Regions from separate parts of the Homo sapiens genome. Here region 2 is linked to region 1. Evidence: chromatin loops called from intact Hi-C (ENCODE). Cell type or tissue: B cell. All regions are shown on one strand. Links, peaks and the distances in the headings refer to the core of each region. The heading gives the core; the rest is flanking DNA. Region 1 holds the start of AFG1L (AFG1 like ATPase). Region 2 overlaps AFG1L (AFG1 like ATPase).

Region 1 (8,340 bases), core at 158-8,157:
GGGAGGCTGAGGCGGGAGGAACACTTGAGGGGCCTGGGGAATATGGGGAGAACCTGTCTCTACAAAAAATGTAAAAATTTTAGCCGGGCATGGTGGCACATGCCTGTGGTCCTAGCTACTCGGGACACTGAGGTGGGAGGATTGCCCTCTTAAGCCAGAGAGGTCAAGGTTGCAGTGAGCCGAGATCCCACCACTGCACTCCAGCCTGGGTGGCAGAGAAAGACCCTGTCTCAAAAAAAAAAAAAAAAGAAAAAGAAGAAAAACAGAGAGAGCTTGAATTAGTGACAAAATCAGAGCTGAAATATAACTCCTGACTCAGTATGTTTTCTATTGACCACTTTCTTTCTTATTTCCTCATTTCTTTCATTGTATTTGTCCTTCTCTAGACTATTTTAGTTTGGTTTTATGCTTAATATTAGATGCCAGAGCTACTTGCCATTTTCTCTAGGAAGATTTTTTAAATAAGGACAAGAAAATACCTTGTAATTTTATGACTTATTTCAAATAGTTTTCCTGACAATGTTAAAAAATTTTTTCAGGCTAATTATTTTGTTTAATTTGTTTTAGGAATTGCAGGAACAGCAGGATTAATGTTTTAATAAAATGGTTTACAATGGCTACTTAGTCTTCTGGTCATTCTCTTGACTACATCAATTATAATATAATTGAATACATCAATTACAATCTAAGTTATTAAGTTAATCTAAGTTATTTCCCTCTAAATTAGCTTACATTTGTACAAAATAAAGTTAATTTCCTAAGTTTCTACTTGCACAACCATGTGAAAATTTCCTGTAGGTCTTCTTTGGCATCAAATTATCCATGAGTGCTTATATCACCTCCATAATTATTAAGCTGTTGGAATTTCTAATAAAGGATAATTTCATTGGCCAAGGCAAGTGATTTTTCGGAGCAAACATAATGAAATCTAAATACTCTCTGAGAGTCTTTTGAGTGTGATAAATACATATGCAAGTCAAGGGAGAAACAATCAGATTTTTCAAAAGGTCTTTCACAAAGTGTCACACCAAAAATTAGCAACAAAATAAAAAAAAAATCACCATAGTATGGAAGAACAGTTTGTCATGTCAGGCAGTGGAATTACAGAGAGAAGATAAATAGTACGTGTAAATTGGCTTATTTTGACAGATACAATCAAAATAATTTTTTCCATGAATGATTTGACCAAGTTGGTAGAGACGTCTCTAAATTATTATACCGTGCTACACTTTCTCTTTCTTGTTTCTTTGGAATCCCTCTTCTAGTGTGGACCAACTGTCTGACTTCCTAGAGTTCTTCTTAGTGTAGTCTTTTCATTTGTTTTCACACAACTGAAGTTTCTCCTTCCTATACTCCAGACTTTCTTGCCTGCCTGACTTCACTGTATTCCCTGTTCTTGGAAGGTCTTTATCTCTTAAAAGTTAAGCTTGTAGTGCTTGCTTTGGCAGCACATATATTAAAATTGGAACGATACAGAGATTAGCATGATCTCTGCGCAAGGATGACACACAAATTCGTGAAGTAGTCCATGTTTTTAAAAATTAAAAAAAAAAAAGCTTTAAAGCTTGGGATGGTGGTTGGCACCTGTAGTCCCAGCTACTGGGGAGGCTGAAGCAGGAGGATCATGTAAGTTCAGGTGTTCAAGGCTACTATGCACAATGATGGAGTCTGTGAATAGCCACAGCACTTGGGCCTGGGCAACATAGTGAGGCCACTTCTCTTAAAAAAAAAAAAAACAAAAAACAAAAAAACAAAAGTTGAGTTTTTAGAAGGCCTTTTTGATTTACCAGCCAAACTGCTCTCTCATTGATTCCACAACACTGAATTATCTTTTAGCATGATCTCTGCGCAAGGATGACACACAAATTCGTGAAGTAGTCCATGTTTTTAAAAATTAAAAAAAAAAAAGCTTTAAAGCTTGGGATGGTGGTTGGCACCTGTAGTCCCAGCTACTGGGGAGGCTGAAGCAGGAGGATCATGTAAGTTCAGGTGTTCAAGGCTACTATGCACAATGATGGAGTCTGTGAATAGCCACAGCACTTGGGCCTGGGCAACATAGTGAGGCCACTTCTCTTAAAAAAAAAAAAACAAAAAACAAAAAAACAAAAGTTGAGTTTTTAGAAGGCCTTTTTGATTTACCAGCCAAACTGCTCTCTCATTGATTCCACAACACTGAATTATCTTTATTTTTAAAAAAATTTATTCTAAAAGTCTTTGTATTTTGTTCCCTCCCCCTTCCCCCTTCCCCTCCCCTTCACTCCCCCTTCCCCTCCCCTTCACTCCCCCTTCCCCTCCCCTCCTCTTCTCTTTTCTTTTTTTGAGACAGAGTCTCGCTCAGCTGCCCAGGCTGGAGTGCAGTGGCACGATCTCGACTCACTGCAGCCACCCTCTCCCGGATTCAAGCGATTCTCCCTGCCTCCGCCTCCCAAGTAGCTGGGATTATAGGCACCTGCCATCATGCCGGCTAATTTTTGTATTTTAGTAGAGACAGGGTTTCACCATGTTGGCTAGGCTGGTCTTGAACTCCTGACCTCAGGTGATACGCCTGCCTCAGCCTCCTAAAGTGCTAGGATTACAGGCGTGAGCCACCGCGCCGGGCCTTCTCTTTTTTTTTTTTTTTTTGTTTTTTTTTTGTTTTTTTGAGACAGGGACTCACTCTGTCTCCCAGGCAGGAGTGCAGTGGCACAATCCCAGCTCACTACAGCCTCCACCTCCTGGACGCAACCCCCACCTCGGCCTCCCTAGTAACTAGGACTACAGGGCACAGGCCACCATGCCCAGTTTTGTATTTTTTGCAGAGACAGGATCTCGCTATGTTGCCCAGACTGGTCTCAAACTCCCGGGCTCAAGCGATTCTCCTGCCTGGGCCTCCCAGGCATGAGCCACCTAGCCCGGCCTGTATTATCTTTTCTGGAATTCATCTCGCTTACTGGATTGCCAGCCTCTTCTGGACAGCAATTTGTACTCCTAATTCGCTTATTATAGTATGTCAAAGCATTTATTGTTTAATCAAATTAGGGCAGATCAATGAGAAGTTACCCTTCGGATACACTGTCCCATGACTTCTCCGTCCACCGACAGTCCTTCTTAGGCCCTTGGCTTTCCCATGCCACTTATACAATCTTTCAAAACATTTGAGTGCGTACCATTTATATTATTCAAATACGAAAAGGGAAAGCGGTAGGCGCACATTTCAGGTACTCGTCAAAGATGAGTTGGACGCTGGAGATAAAATAAAAAATGGGCCTACCATTTAGGGAGGTGTGACGAAGTGACACCACTCTTCCGTTAAAACCCGAGGGCCCATTGGGTCACCTCCATTTTATTCAGGTTTCGGAATCTCGGTCATGTGAGCTAACTTAAAAGGCTCAAGAGTGGTTACCTGCCTACCCGTCATAATCACTTCCCAATTCCTTGAAAACTTCGGGTTCCTCGGCCGGCCGCCAGCGCCGGGCGGAGAATCGCCCTCCCTCCCACTGCCCAGACTGGAGCTGCCTGTTCCGTTCCACCCCGCCCCACCCCACTGCATGCTGGGAGTCGTAGTCCCGGCTGGCAGCGTCCGGAAGGACGGGAGGGCACGGGAGTGCAGCCCGCCCATGTGGCTACTGGAGGTCACGTTCCCTAACTGATCCCTTGGTTCTCTCGGGTGGAGCCTTCAGCGTGCACGGCGGGGTTTGACTTTGCCACCGTCTCTCTTCTGGGTTCCAATAAAGTTTTCCTCTTCCTCTCCTCGTACGGAGTTCAAGATGGCGGCCTCCTGGTCGCTCTTGGTTACCCTGCGCCCCTTAGCACAGAGCCCGCTGAGAGGGAGATGTGTTGGGTGCGGGGCCTGGGCCGCCGCTCTCGCTCCTCTGGCCACCGCCCCTGGGAAGCCCTTTTGGAAAGGTCAGTGACTGTGCCATGAGTAGTCCGAGCCGACTGCATATGACTGGAGAAGCCTCTGGGATTACCCTCCCTGTCCGATCTACCCCAGGTGTCTCCTGCTTTCACGAAGCTGAGGGCTCCTCGAGAGGAGTTTCCATTTCTCTTGACCTTTTATACTGTCTGTGAATGAGCCCTGAGCACTGAGGGAAATGACCCTGAGTGACTTTCATTTTGAGGGTCAGAGGTTGACTCAGAGTTTGTTCCTTCCGGGACGTTTAGAGAGCTGAACCTAGTGGGAGTGCCTGGCTTGAAGAGATGCAGGTGTGGGGTTGGGGCCTGGGGACCCCTACCCTCTGCGTTTTCCAAGCTCTCGGGGCTGGTGACTGACGGGCACTGGAGGAAGAGCCGCGCCTGGGACCTCTGCAGGCCCTGATGTCTCTCGTGATTCTAGGAAGGAAGGTCCACACACATTCTCAGATTGAGGGATCGATTCTTGGTGTTCTTTTCAAGTCACTAGGGGCTTCAGTGGAATTATTTTGTCACCGGGCTTTCTTTCTCCCTGGCTTCCTTCATTCAGTTATATGTTCATGAATGAATGAATGAATGTATATTCTGAGTAACCAAGAGTGCCAGTTTTACTGCTCTATTCATGTATTCGCACTAAACTGCACGATTTTCAAAGGCAAGGACATTGTGTCATTGTTTCCTAAGCACTTAGCGCAATGATTGGTACTTGACGTGCAAATATGATTTTTGAGTGAATGAATGAATGAAATTATTCTCCTTGTCTCCCTCATCCACATACTCGTTTTCCTTTTTCTCAAATCCAAGCAACCCCTGTAATATACCTTAATAGATTGATAGACCTTAATAAGGTATATACCTTAATAGATTATTTATTAATTTAGCTAAAAATATGACAATCTTTGACCCTTATCATCAATGCAGTTGAAATTAATACTAGAACTTTGATTAGGTCACCTTACGTCTTTCTGCAAAGATTAGCATAATGCATTTAGTATAATGGAATAGGCTCCACACACTGCCTGGGGGTAGCCCTGATCTGCTGGAGTAGTCGTTAAAAGTAAATAAATAAATAAAGATATAATGGAATATTCTGGTAGTGTAAGCTGTGGATTATAATATAAATTTTATTTTTCATTTTTGGTAGTCAATAAAAGCAAATGCTATAAATTTCAACAGGTGCAAGAAAGAATATGGCAAAATGTAAGGCTTTTTTCTATCCCTATCCCTTAGCTGCTTAGTTTTTCTCCTCAGAGGCAATCTGTGATACTAGTTTCTTATGTATTCTTCCAGATATATTCTGTGTATGTATAAGCATATACATATATAGATAATGGTATTAAAAAAATAGAAGTAGTAACATGCTGTACACATTGTTTTGTGTATACAGCAGTTAATTCTGTTAATTGTTAATTTCTTTTTAAATTTAGTAGCTTGGAGATCATTCCATATCAATACCATATCAATTTCATATGAATAGAACTGCCTCGTGTTTTAAGTTTTAAAAATAGTATTCCATTCTATGTATATACCATGATTTATGAACATTAAAGATTTAAGGAGCATCATTATAACATATAAAATTCACTGAATGCTTATTCTGTGTCATACAATATACTAAGTACTTTCTACATACATTATCTTATTATTCCTCATTATCCTCATTTTGGAGATCATGAATCCAAGGTTGCTGAAGTTATATGGCTAGTAAGTGTCAGAACTGGATTCAAGTGAAGGCTGTGCTATTAATCTATACTCACACTTTCTCCAATACACAAAATTTAGCCAATTCTGGGTGTGAAGATTTGATGAAAATGCAGTTAGGTTAGAGGTCCATTTAATTGTATCTAAGGACGCTCCCTTCCCCTCTTTATTTTTATTTTGTTTATTTATTTATTTTTTTGAGATAGAGCCTTGCTCTGTCTCCCAGACTGGAGTGCAATGGTACAATCTCGGCTCACTGCAACCTCCACCTCCTGGATTCAAGCAATTCTCCCTGCCTCAGCCTCCCTAGTAGCTGAGATCACAGGCACCCACCACCACGCCTGGCTAGTTTTTGTATTTTTAGTAGAGATGGGGTTTCACCATGTTGGGCAGGCTGGTCTCAAACTCCTGACCTCAGGTGATCCGGAGCCTCGGCCCCCCAAAATGCTGGGATTACAGGCGTGAGCCATGGTGCCCTGCCCCCATCTTTAAATAAAAGGAAAATTTTAGTTGAAATTTTGTTCAGTATTCAGAGTCTGATTTACAAATCGATTTTCTATCCCTTTCCTGTTTTTTTGGGGGGGTACATTTCTATTTTACCTTCATTTTTCATCTTTTGAAGTCTACTATTTAGTACAGTGTAATGTGGCTGGGTGTGGTGGCTCACACCTGTAATCCTGGCACTTTGGAAGCCTGAGGGAGTAGGATCACTTGAGCTCAGGAGTTTGAGACCAGCCTGGGCAACATGGCAAAACCCCCTCTCTATAAAAAATACAAAACTTAGCCGGGTGTGGTGGTGCACGCCTGTAGTCCCAGCTACTTGGGAGGCTGAGGTGGGAGGATCACTTGAGCCCAGGAAGTCGAGGCTGCAGTGAGCTGAGAGAGATGGCGTCACTGCACTGCAGGCTGGGTGACAGAGTGAGAACCTGTCTCAAAAAAAAAAAAAAAAAAAAAGGAAAAGTGAATGAACCTGAGTTCTAGCCCTTGAATAGCCCATAGTCTTGAGAGGCATATGGAATTATGGTAGCCAGCATTTGATGAGCCCCTTCTGTGTTCTAGGCACTTTGCTTGCAGTTTCTGTTTCATAATTTAATCTTCATAAAACTCTATAAAAATTATTGTCTTTATTTTATAGATGAATAAACAAGGATGGTCACCCAACTTGGATTTTAAACCCAGGTGTTTTTGCTTCAGAGTCACAAACTTAACTGCTATTTGTACTAGCTTTTTAATGTAACAGTGAACATTAATAACATATTGTACCATGATCTAAGCCTGTTTGAAGTGTTATAAGACTGCAGAGGAGGAAGCAGCTCTGCTTGGAGAGGGGAAGAATTTTTTTTTTTTTTTTTTTTTTTGAGACAGAGTCTCGCTCTGTCACCCAGGCTGTAGTGCAATGGTGTGATCTCTGCTCATTGCAACCTCTGCCTCCTGGGTTCAAGCGATTTTCCTGCCTCAGCCTCCTGAGTAGCTGGAATTACAGGCGCCCGCCACCACACCCAACTAATTTTCGTATTTTTAGTAGAGAGGGGGTTTCAACATGTTGGTCAGGCTGGTCTTGAACTCCTGACCTCAGGTGATCCACCCATCTTGGCCTCCCAAAGTGTTGGTATTACAGGTGTGAGCCACTGTGGCTGGCCAGATTTTTTATTTTTAGCAAAAGTGTGGATGTGAGCTGTACATGGCCCTTATTGGTTTATGGTCTCTGAGAGAGCAGTTAGAGATGAAGCTGTAAAGGTGGGCTGATGTGGTTGAGAAGAGTCTCTTACAGTATGTTAAGATGTCTAAGCTCAGTGGGACACTAGTGGAAGTTTCTCAGGAATAGAAGTGATCAGATCTATTTTAGCATGATTTCTCTTGTGGCCACCTGAAAAACAAACCAGAAATGCCTGGATGGGAGAATACTGGAAGCTGGGTGATTATTTAGGAGGAAGCTGAAGTAGATAGAGTGTTAGGGAGTGGTTTAGGGGCTGAATTACTGCTGTGGTGAAGGAGAGCAGGGCAGCTGAGGGAGGGAATTCAGAGACACTTCTTTGATAGAATTAACATACTTGGCCAGGCACAGTGGCTCATGCCTGTAATCCCAGCACTTTGGGAGGCTGAGGCTGGCGGATCACCTGAGGTCAGGAGTTTGAGACCAGCCTGGCCAACATGGTGAAACCTCGTCTCTACTAAAAATACAAAAATTAGCTGGGCGTGGTGGTGCATGCCTGTAATCCCAGCTACTTGGGAGGCTGAGGCAGGAGAATCGCTTGAACCCAGGCGGCGGAGGTTGCAGTGAGCCAAGATCACACCACTGCGCTCCAGCCTGGGGGACAGAGCAAGACTCCATCTCAAAAAAGAAAAAAAAAAAAAATAAATTAACATACTTGGACATACTTGGAAGAGACAAGGAAAGGGAGGAGTGAAGGTAAATTTAGGTTTCCTATTGCAGGTGAAATAATGACATAATAAGTAAAAAGTAAAACAATAAAAAAGCAATTGAGGTTTCTGAGTTTGGGCAATGTAATCAAAAGAAACAAAACAAAAATGAAACTAAATGATAGGGCCAAAGGATTTTAGAGGGATATTCAATATGGGGCTTGTTAAATTTGAGGCATTTATTATAGTTCCAGGTAAATAAGTCTAGTTAGTTGTAGGACACTTGGGGATCTGAGACTAAGAAAGAAAATATGAGGTATTGGGAGCCATGAGAATAGAAGAATGAGCCTGGGAATATATGTGTAGGGTGAAAAGAGCCTGTGGCTT
Region 2 (8,340 bases), core at 312-8,311, 53 kb after region 1:
AAGCAAAAAGGAACAGGAAAGCAAGAGAGGTTTCTGAGGCAGGTTGGAATGAACCCATAAATTATAAAACAAAAACAGGCCAGGTATGGTGGCTCATGCCTACAATCCCAGCGCTTTGGGAGGCCTAGGCAGCAGTTTAAGACCAGACTGGGCAACATAGTGAGACCCCATCTCTACAGGATAGTTTGTTTGTTTGTTTGTTTGTTTTTTGAGATGGAGTCTCGTTCTGTTGCCCAGGCTGGGTGCAGTGGTGTGATCTCGGCTCACTGCAACCTCCGCCTCCTGGTTCAAGGTGATTCTCCCACCTCAGCCTCCCAAGTAGCTGAGATTATAGGCATGCACCACAGCGCCCAGCTAATTTTTGTATTTTCAGAAGAGACAGGGTTTGACCATGTTGGCCAGGCTGGTCTTGAACTCCTGACCTCAAGTGATCTGCCTGCCTTGGCCTCCCAAAGTGCTAGGATTACAGGCATGAGCCATCGCGCCCAGCCTACAGGATAGTTTTTTTTCATAAAAAATTAGCTGGATGTAGTGGTGTCCACCTGCCCCAGCTACTCAGGAGGCTGAGGCAAGAGGATTGCTTGAGTCCAGGAGTTCAAGGCTGTAGTATGCTATGATCATGCCACTGCACTCCAGCCTGGATGACAGAGTGAGACCCTGTCTCTAAAATAAATAAAATAAGACAAAGCCAAAAGCCTTATGGATGAGACCCTGAAAGCTAGGTTTTGAGAATGTTCTCTGCCAAATTATTGACCACTCCGGTTGATGCTAAGTGGCATAATCTTCACTTTTTTCTGTTTTACCCTCCCTTTCTGAACTCACTCCACCCTGTCATACCTTGTTTTTTGCACAGGTGTTAGGAACTGCTGCAGAGTATGAAGGTTACTCGTCTAAGTGTAACAAAATTCAAGATGGTTATTTGGGTTGATAATAGCATTAGGTAAGATAAGTTCTATTTTGCTTCATCTCCAGAGCCCTTCAGTTTCCAGTTTTGCTCTGGACCTGACTGCTTTCCTGACCTGCAGTGCCACTGTGGTCCTGGAAGCAGGCCTCCCTCTGACAAGCTTTTTTCCCTCTCAGGGGCCCTCTACATTTCCCAGAGCCTATGTTTTCTTCTTGCTGAGTAGGAAGTTTTGTTCATACCCTGAATTTATGAAAGGACAATTTTCCATTTTCACACTTGATGAATAGATTGGATGGATTGGTAGGAAATCATTTTTCCTCAATTGAAACAATTTCTTTTTTGTAAAAATGGTGTCTTGCATTGTTGCCCAGGCTAGTCTCAAACTCCGGGGCTCAAGCAATCCTAATGCCTCAGCCTCCCAAACATCATTTATTGAAGAGACAATTTCTTTCTCCCACTATGCTTTATATAGTTTTAGTAGCTTCTCTTATTTTTCTTCAGTATATTATTATATTGACTTCACTTTTATTTTTATTGATTGATTGATTGAGTGAGACAGGGTCTTGCTCTGTTGTCCAGGCTGGAGTGCAGTGATGTGATCTCGATTCACTGTAGTCTCCACCTCCCGGGCTCAAGCAATCCTTCCACCTCAGCCTCCGAAGTAGCTGGGACTGCGGGAGTACATCACCATGCCGGCTGATTTTTGTAGAGATGGGGTTTTGCTATGTTGCCCAGGCTAGAGCTCAAACAATCTGACCACCTTGGCCTCCCAAAGTGCTGGAATTATAGATGTGAGCCACCATGCCTGGCCCACTTTTATTTTTGAGATTTTTTTTTTTTGATGTCTGAATAGTCCTCTGTTTCCTCTGAGTTTATTCCCCTCTGCATATTTGTTCTGGTCTCTGACTTTTATGTTGGAAGTTTTTTCCAAATATCCATTGACCATTGGTACTAACAAGCTGATTGAAACTCCAGCTTGAGAGGTTTGGTGACTGGTGTGCTTTACCAGAAGGTAATCTGGTAGGGATCTAGGTCTTTCTTTGGGAGAAGCTTAACCAGTGTAAGTGCCTTCTGGCCTTTTTATCTGGAGATCATTCAGTTTCTCCAGAAAAATTCTTCTACTCTATTAATTGCTGAGAATGAACCTAGCTGTCATTGTTTGGGGAGCCCATCTGGGAAAGAAGAAGGGAAAGACTACATGGCTGGTAAATGGTAGAGGGGATGTACATTCAAGTTGTGTGACTGTGAACCCCTCGCTGTGGGCTACTATGGTTATTGCCTCCTGTGTTGAATCCTAAGAGGGGCTTCACAGCATTTTTTCCAATTTCCTTTTGTGGTAAATACACACATAAGATTTACCATCTTAATCATTTTTTAAGAGTACAGTTCAGTGGTATTAAATACATTCTTAATGTCATGCAGCCATCACTACCATTTATCTCCAGAACTACTTTCATCTTGTAAAACTGAAACTCTGAACCCATTAAACAATAATTCCCCATTCCTTCCTCCCTCCAGCCCCTGGCAACCCCTTTTTCTACTTTTTTTTTTTTAAATTGAGATGGGGTCTTGCTCTGTTGTCTAGGCTGCAGTACAGTGGTGTGAACATGGCTCACTGTAGCCTTGACCTCCTGAGTTCAAACAATCCTTCAACTTCAGCCCCCTGAGTAACTGGGACCACAGGCGCATGCCACCATGCCTGGCTAATTCTTTTTAACTATTTGCAGAGATGAGGTCTCCCTATATTGCCCAGGCTGGTCTTGAACTCTTGGGCTCAAGTGATCCTCCCACCTCAGCCTCCCAAAGTGCTCAGATTATAGGTGTGAGCCACAGCACCTGACTTCTACTTTCTGTCTCTTTAATTGTTCGCTGTTCTAAGTACCTCATGTAAGTGGAATGGAGAATATTTGTCTTTTTGTGACTGGTTTATGTCACCTAGCATAATGTCCCCAATGTTCATTCATGTATACGTTAGAGTTTTTTCCCTTTTTAAGGCTGCATAATATTTCAGCTTTAAACACTTTTATATCAAGTTTTTTTCTTACTTATTGTATATAATAGCCCCTCTTGGTTCTGTATATAGGACAGTTAGGAAGACTATGTATATGATTATATTTAATTATTTGCATGGTAGAGATTTATAATTTGTTCTTAATTTGCAGCTTTTTTCAAGGAGCAAACCTCCAAGGGGCCTGTATGTTTATGGAGATGTTGGTAAGTGTGTTAAAATAAGTTTTGGGTGGGCAAAACAGAAAGTTTCTCAGCTTTCTCTCAGGGATGATTTCTATTTCTATCCCTCAATCTGTTACCAGCAAGGGAATAGGATGAGGCAGGGTAAGGTAGGGAGAGAAGAAAAGGGAGAGAGGGCAGTTATCTCAGCTTTTACTTTACTTCTCACAGGATACAGCTGTAGTCTAGGGCAGAATTAGTCACCATGTTAGGGTGCAAACATTATTTAATGTATAAAGTAATTAATATCAGGGAAGGAAATCAACTACAGATAGGTTATTAGACAAATCAGGATTCCATGACTCATTAACTCAGCTTAATACTTTTTAAAAAAATAAGCTGTTCTTTTTTACTTTTAATTTCCATTAATATTTCTAGTCATAACCTAAGCCCTTGGATGAATAATTTAGTCGTTATTATCTTTAATGTAGTTGACAGTAGATACTCTTAATGCATAAGTGGTAACATTTCCTTGGTCTCCCAGTTCTAGACATTGGGCAGAAAGACTCACATATTGCTGGAAACTTTCTGAGTGGTCACTTCTTTCTAGGTTTTCCTAATCATGTAGTGTCTTGCTTATGAAGTCTTCCCTGACCTCATTCTTACTGAAATATTCTGTTTTGTGGTTTCTATTTTCTTCAAACAAATCCTTTTCTCTTAGTCTTAAACCTCTCCTTGGCCACCCTCAGCCACTGATATCATGAAGGAGTTTCTACTTGGCTTTTTTGCCTCCTTGCTTTCAATTATTTCTTTGATGTCTTTTTTAATTTTTTAATTTTAATTTTTTCTAATCCCTCAGTTTACTGTCAATCAATTATTTCTTCTACTGGCATACTCAAAACTCACATTCACATGTAACGAGGTCAGTTTTGGACCTAGACTAATATTCACACTCTAGGCTCCCCTATAGCCACAACACATTTGCGTTATGAGGGAGTGATGGCAGGGGATATTATCTTAGTAACATTTTTAGGAAAAGAAAAAAAAAGGGCATTGAATAAGTAGGTTTTGTTTTGTTTTTGTTTTTGTTTTTGTTTTTGTTTTGAGATGGAGTCTCTCTCTGTCACCCAGGCTGGTGCGGTGGCGCGATCTCGGCTCACTGCAAGCTCCGCCTCCCGGGTTCACGCCATTCTCCTGCCTCAGCCTCCCAAGTAGCTGGGACGACAGGTGTCTGCCACCATGCCCGGCTAATTTTTTGTATTTTTAGTAGAGACGGGGTTTCACCGTGTTAGCCAGGATGGCCTCGATCTCCTGACCTCGTGATCCGCTCTCCTCGGCCTTCCAAAGTGCTGGGATTACAGGCATGAGCCATGGCGCCCAGCCAAATAAGTAGTTTTAATGCCTTAAAGATTAAACTGTTCCTTTCTAAACTGTTCCTTCTTTTTCTAATTTGTTTACTGCTACCTTGCATTGAATGTCCGTTTTGTATTTCCAGATTTAGCTAATCTAATAAGAGAGAATAATTTAGTTCACAAAAGTGAACATTAGAGATTGCCCCTTAAAATTCTTCAGGTTCTTGAAATTACAGAAAAGAAGGTCAAACTATTCTTTTTCTTAGTTCATTGGCTAATTGGTACTTTTGAGACCAATGTATACTTACTTCTTATTTTGAAAGCAGTTATAACAGACACTTGATCAATTTTATGTTCCTGCACCTTTGGGCACCATTAATGATTCTCATCTTGTTGTCAGGTCTCATTCTTTGCCTCCTGAGAACATCTACTTCCAGTACCTTCACTTTCATATTAAGTCATCGCTAAAATCAACAACTTTGTTCCTCCTGTTACCTTAACCACCTGACCATAAATGGAGATGGTTAAAGAAGCATAACTGCTTCCACTTCTGTAAAAGCACTTTTTTTTTAAAAACCCTATGAATGTTGTTGGATTTTAGTTTAGAAAATACAGCCATATGGTAACTAATTGAAGGGAAGCATATTACAAGTTATTCATCTGAGTGTTTGAAAGCAATAGAAAAGATGTGATAGTATGGGATGTTCATATAGTTTGGGTAGGTGGCAACCTTTGTTTGGAAACATCCTTATAATATAGAGAGGGGAAGAGAAAGGAATTCTGAAATGGGAAGTGAGACGAACATTTTGGTGGCTATAATAAGTTTAGTTCAGACCACTTATAAAATATGTAATCGGCCAGGCATGGTGGCTCATACCTGTAATCCCAGCACTTTGGTAGGCCGAGGCGAGTGGATTGCCTAAGCCCAGGAGTTCAAGACCAGCCTGGGCAACATGGCAAAACCCTGTCTCCACAAAAAATACAAAAATTAGCCTGGTGTGGTGGCATGTGCCTATAGTCCCAATTACTCGAGAGGCTAAGGTGGGAGGATCACTTGAGCCTAGGAGGTCAAGGCTGCAGTGAGCCATGATTATGCCACTGCACTCCAGTCTGGGCAACAGAGTGAGACCCCCATCTCAAAAATGAAATAAAATAGGTAATAAAAGATCAAGTTTTCATTTGAGGGGCTCTCTGTATGGGAGAGTAGCCTCAAAATGCCACCATAAGCTCTTATTCTTTATTCTTTTCCTTTGTTGGACTTGGGAAACAGGTATTAAATTTTAACAAGGCTGGGCATGGTGGCTCATGCCTGTAATCTCAGCACTTTGGGAGGCTGAGGCAGGATGATTGCTTAAGACCAGGAGTTTGAGACTAGCCTGGACAACTAGGTGAGACCCCATCTCTACAAAAAAATTAAAAAATTAGCTGAGCATGGTGGTGTGTGCCTGTGGTTCCAGCTACTCAGTAGGATGAGGTGGGAGGATCACTTGAGCCTGGGAGATCAAGGTTGCAGTGAGTTGAGATTGCACCACTGCACTCCAGCCTGGGCTACAGAGTGAGGCCCTATCTTAAAAATAAATAAATAAGTAAATTGGGCTAGGTGCGGTGGCCCACGCCTATAATGCCAGCAACTTTGGGGGGCTGAGGGGGGCGGGTCATTGAGGTCAGGATTTCAGACCAGCCTGGCCAAAATGGTGAAACCCCGCCTCTACTAAAAGTACAAAAATTAGCCGGGTGTGGTGGTGGGTGCCTGTAGTCACAGCTACTCAGGAGGCTGAGGCAGAGGTTGCAGTGAGCCGAGATCGCACCACTGCACTCCAGCCTGGGCAACAGAACAAGACTCTGTCTCAAAATAAATAAATAAATACATAAGTAAATAAAATAAAAATAAATAAATAAACATGCTTGAGCTCAGGAGTTCGAGACCAGCCTGGGCAACATAGGGAGACCTCATCTCTTATGTATTTTTTTTTTTTAAGAAAAATTTAAATAAATAAATAATTTTTAAGGAGACTTCATGGGATAGAGAATACCTACCTGGTAGCACTCCCTTCCCACTTTTCATTCTTGCACTCTATTTGGGCTTTGTCCTGCTCACTTCACCTCTTTCTTCGCAGATGTGTTGAGATGATTGACTCAGATGGATTCTAAATCCTGGGAACTGCAGTAGGGTTGATGTATGAGTTGGAGGGATTATTATCATGGTTCAATCTTGAAATGAATTATTTTTGTTATAAAATGTTTATCACATCTCATATAGAAGCCAAAAGCTGTGGTAGTAGTATTTTGTGACTTCATTCATACCCTACAGCTGGCTTTCTCACAACAGAGCCTCAGCTCTTGACCAGCTGACTGCGGTGGTGATGGCAGAGTTAATGATTTCTCTGGTACACTAGAAGAGAATAAAAGTACATTTTGCTTATCAGCCCCTTTCCTGCTGCCTCCTGGTTTCACCTCACCTGTTTCACATTGATTCAGATTCTAGTTTCACCAGGTGAAAGGTAGGCTGGTTTTAAGGTTAGGAGTTAGGAAGCATAGTTCTCCCTGGCTTGGATGTAGGGATACATGTGCCTACTACACACCTAGGCTGTATTATAGAACCTATTCCTCCTGTGCTACAAACCTGTGCAGCATGTTACTGTATTGAATACTGTAGGCAGTTGTAACGCTGTGGTATTTGTTTATCTAAACATATCTAAACAGAGAAGGTGCAGTAATAATACAGTATAATAGATAAAATATGGGATGCCTGTTTGACCATGAATGGACTGGAAGTTGCTCTGAATGAATCAGTGAGTGAGTGGTGAGTGGATGTGAAGGCTGAGGACATTTCTGTATACTACTTTATACAAGATGTTATCAGTGCTGTGTACTTGGGCTACACTAAATTTATAAAAAAAATTAATTGTACTTCCATGTTAGGATAGCTATGACATCACTAAGTGATAGAAGTTTTTCAGCTTCTTTATAATCTTTTGGGACCACCATTGTGTATGTGGTCCATTGTTGACCAAAATGTCATTATATGCGTTACTGTTTATAGAAATGCGGTGGATTTTTTGATGACCTTGTATCCTGTGATCTTGCTAAATTTAATTATTAACTCTAGTGGTGATTTGGTAGATTCTTTAGGATTTTTTTGTGTGTATACAATTAGGTCATCTGCCAATAAAGATAATTTTACTTCTTTAAATTTTTATGCCTTTTATTTCTTTTTGCTGCCTCCTTGCACCAGCTAGGACCCGAGTACAATGTTGAATAGAAGTGGTGCGTGTAGACATCCTTGCCTGTGTCAAATTGTAGGGGAGAAGTGTGCAGTCTTTTACAAATAAGCATATTAACTATATGTTTTAAAAAATGTATTCAATTGTTTTTATTATGGTAAAACACGTAACATAAAATTTTCCCTTTTAAACATTTCCAGTGTATGATTCAGTATCATTAAGTCTATTCACATTGTTGTACAACTATTACCACCATCCATTTTCAGAACATGAGTGTAGACATCCTTGCCTTTGTCAAATTGTAGGGGAGAAGTGTTCAGTCTTTTACCAATAAGCATATTAACTAAAGCTTTTTAAAAATGTATTTAATTGTTTTTATTATGGTAAAACACATTACATAAAATTTACCCTTTTAAACATTTTCAGTGTATAATTCAGTAGTATTGTCTGTTCACATTGTTGTACAACTATTACCACCATCTATCTTCAGAACATTTTTATCTTCCCAAACTGAAACTCTGTGTCCATTAAACAACAACATCCTATTCTACCTCTCTCCCACATTTTCCACATCCCACCCCAGACTCCCCTGGCCTGGCAACCACCATTCTACTTTCTGTCTTTATGAATTTGATTATTCTTCAGTACCTTATATAAATGGAATCATATAATATTTGTCCTTTTGGGTCTG

Evidence for each region. A loop is a pair of places that touch in the nucleus more often than their neighbours do. Peaks named below come from ENCODE experiments on the same cell type or tissue, not always from the same donor. Only the 100,000 strongest peaks of a DNase experiment are listed, where the experiment ranks them.
Region 2: it touches region 1 in a loop (9-fold over the local background); 3 of 110 quality-filtered maps call a loop at or near these places.

The regions. Positions count from the first base shown.
Region 1 is chr6:108,291,334-108,299,673 of GRCh38, forward strand. AFG1L (AFG1 like ATPase) reads left to right here and starts at 3,721. Exons shown (of 13, transcript NM_145315.5): 1 at 3,721-3,885. The coding sequence starts at 3,747. It also overlaps the pseudogene RNU6-1144P. RefSeq lists an enhancer at 3,573-4,062. In B cell, for the core only: no CTCF peak of the experiment used is centred there; a DNase peak (open chromatin) is centred at 3,528; H3K4me3 peaks cover 1,980 bases; H3K27ac peaks cover 2,033 bases.
Region 2 is chr6:108,343,922-108,352,261 of GRCh38, forward strand. It overlaps AFG1L (AFG1 like ATPase), which reads left to right. Exons shown (of 13, transcript NM_145315.5): 3 at 3,067-3,118. Among named protein-coding and RNA genes, the nearest start is that of AFG1L, 53 kb to the left of the region's middle. RefSeq lists an enhancer at 4,802-4,971. In B cell, for the core only: no CTCF peak of the experiment used is centred there; a DNase peak (open chromatin) is centred at 4,930; H3K4me3 peaks cover 1,252 bases; H3K27ac peaks cover 2,161 bases.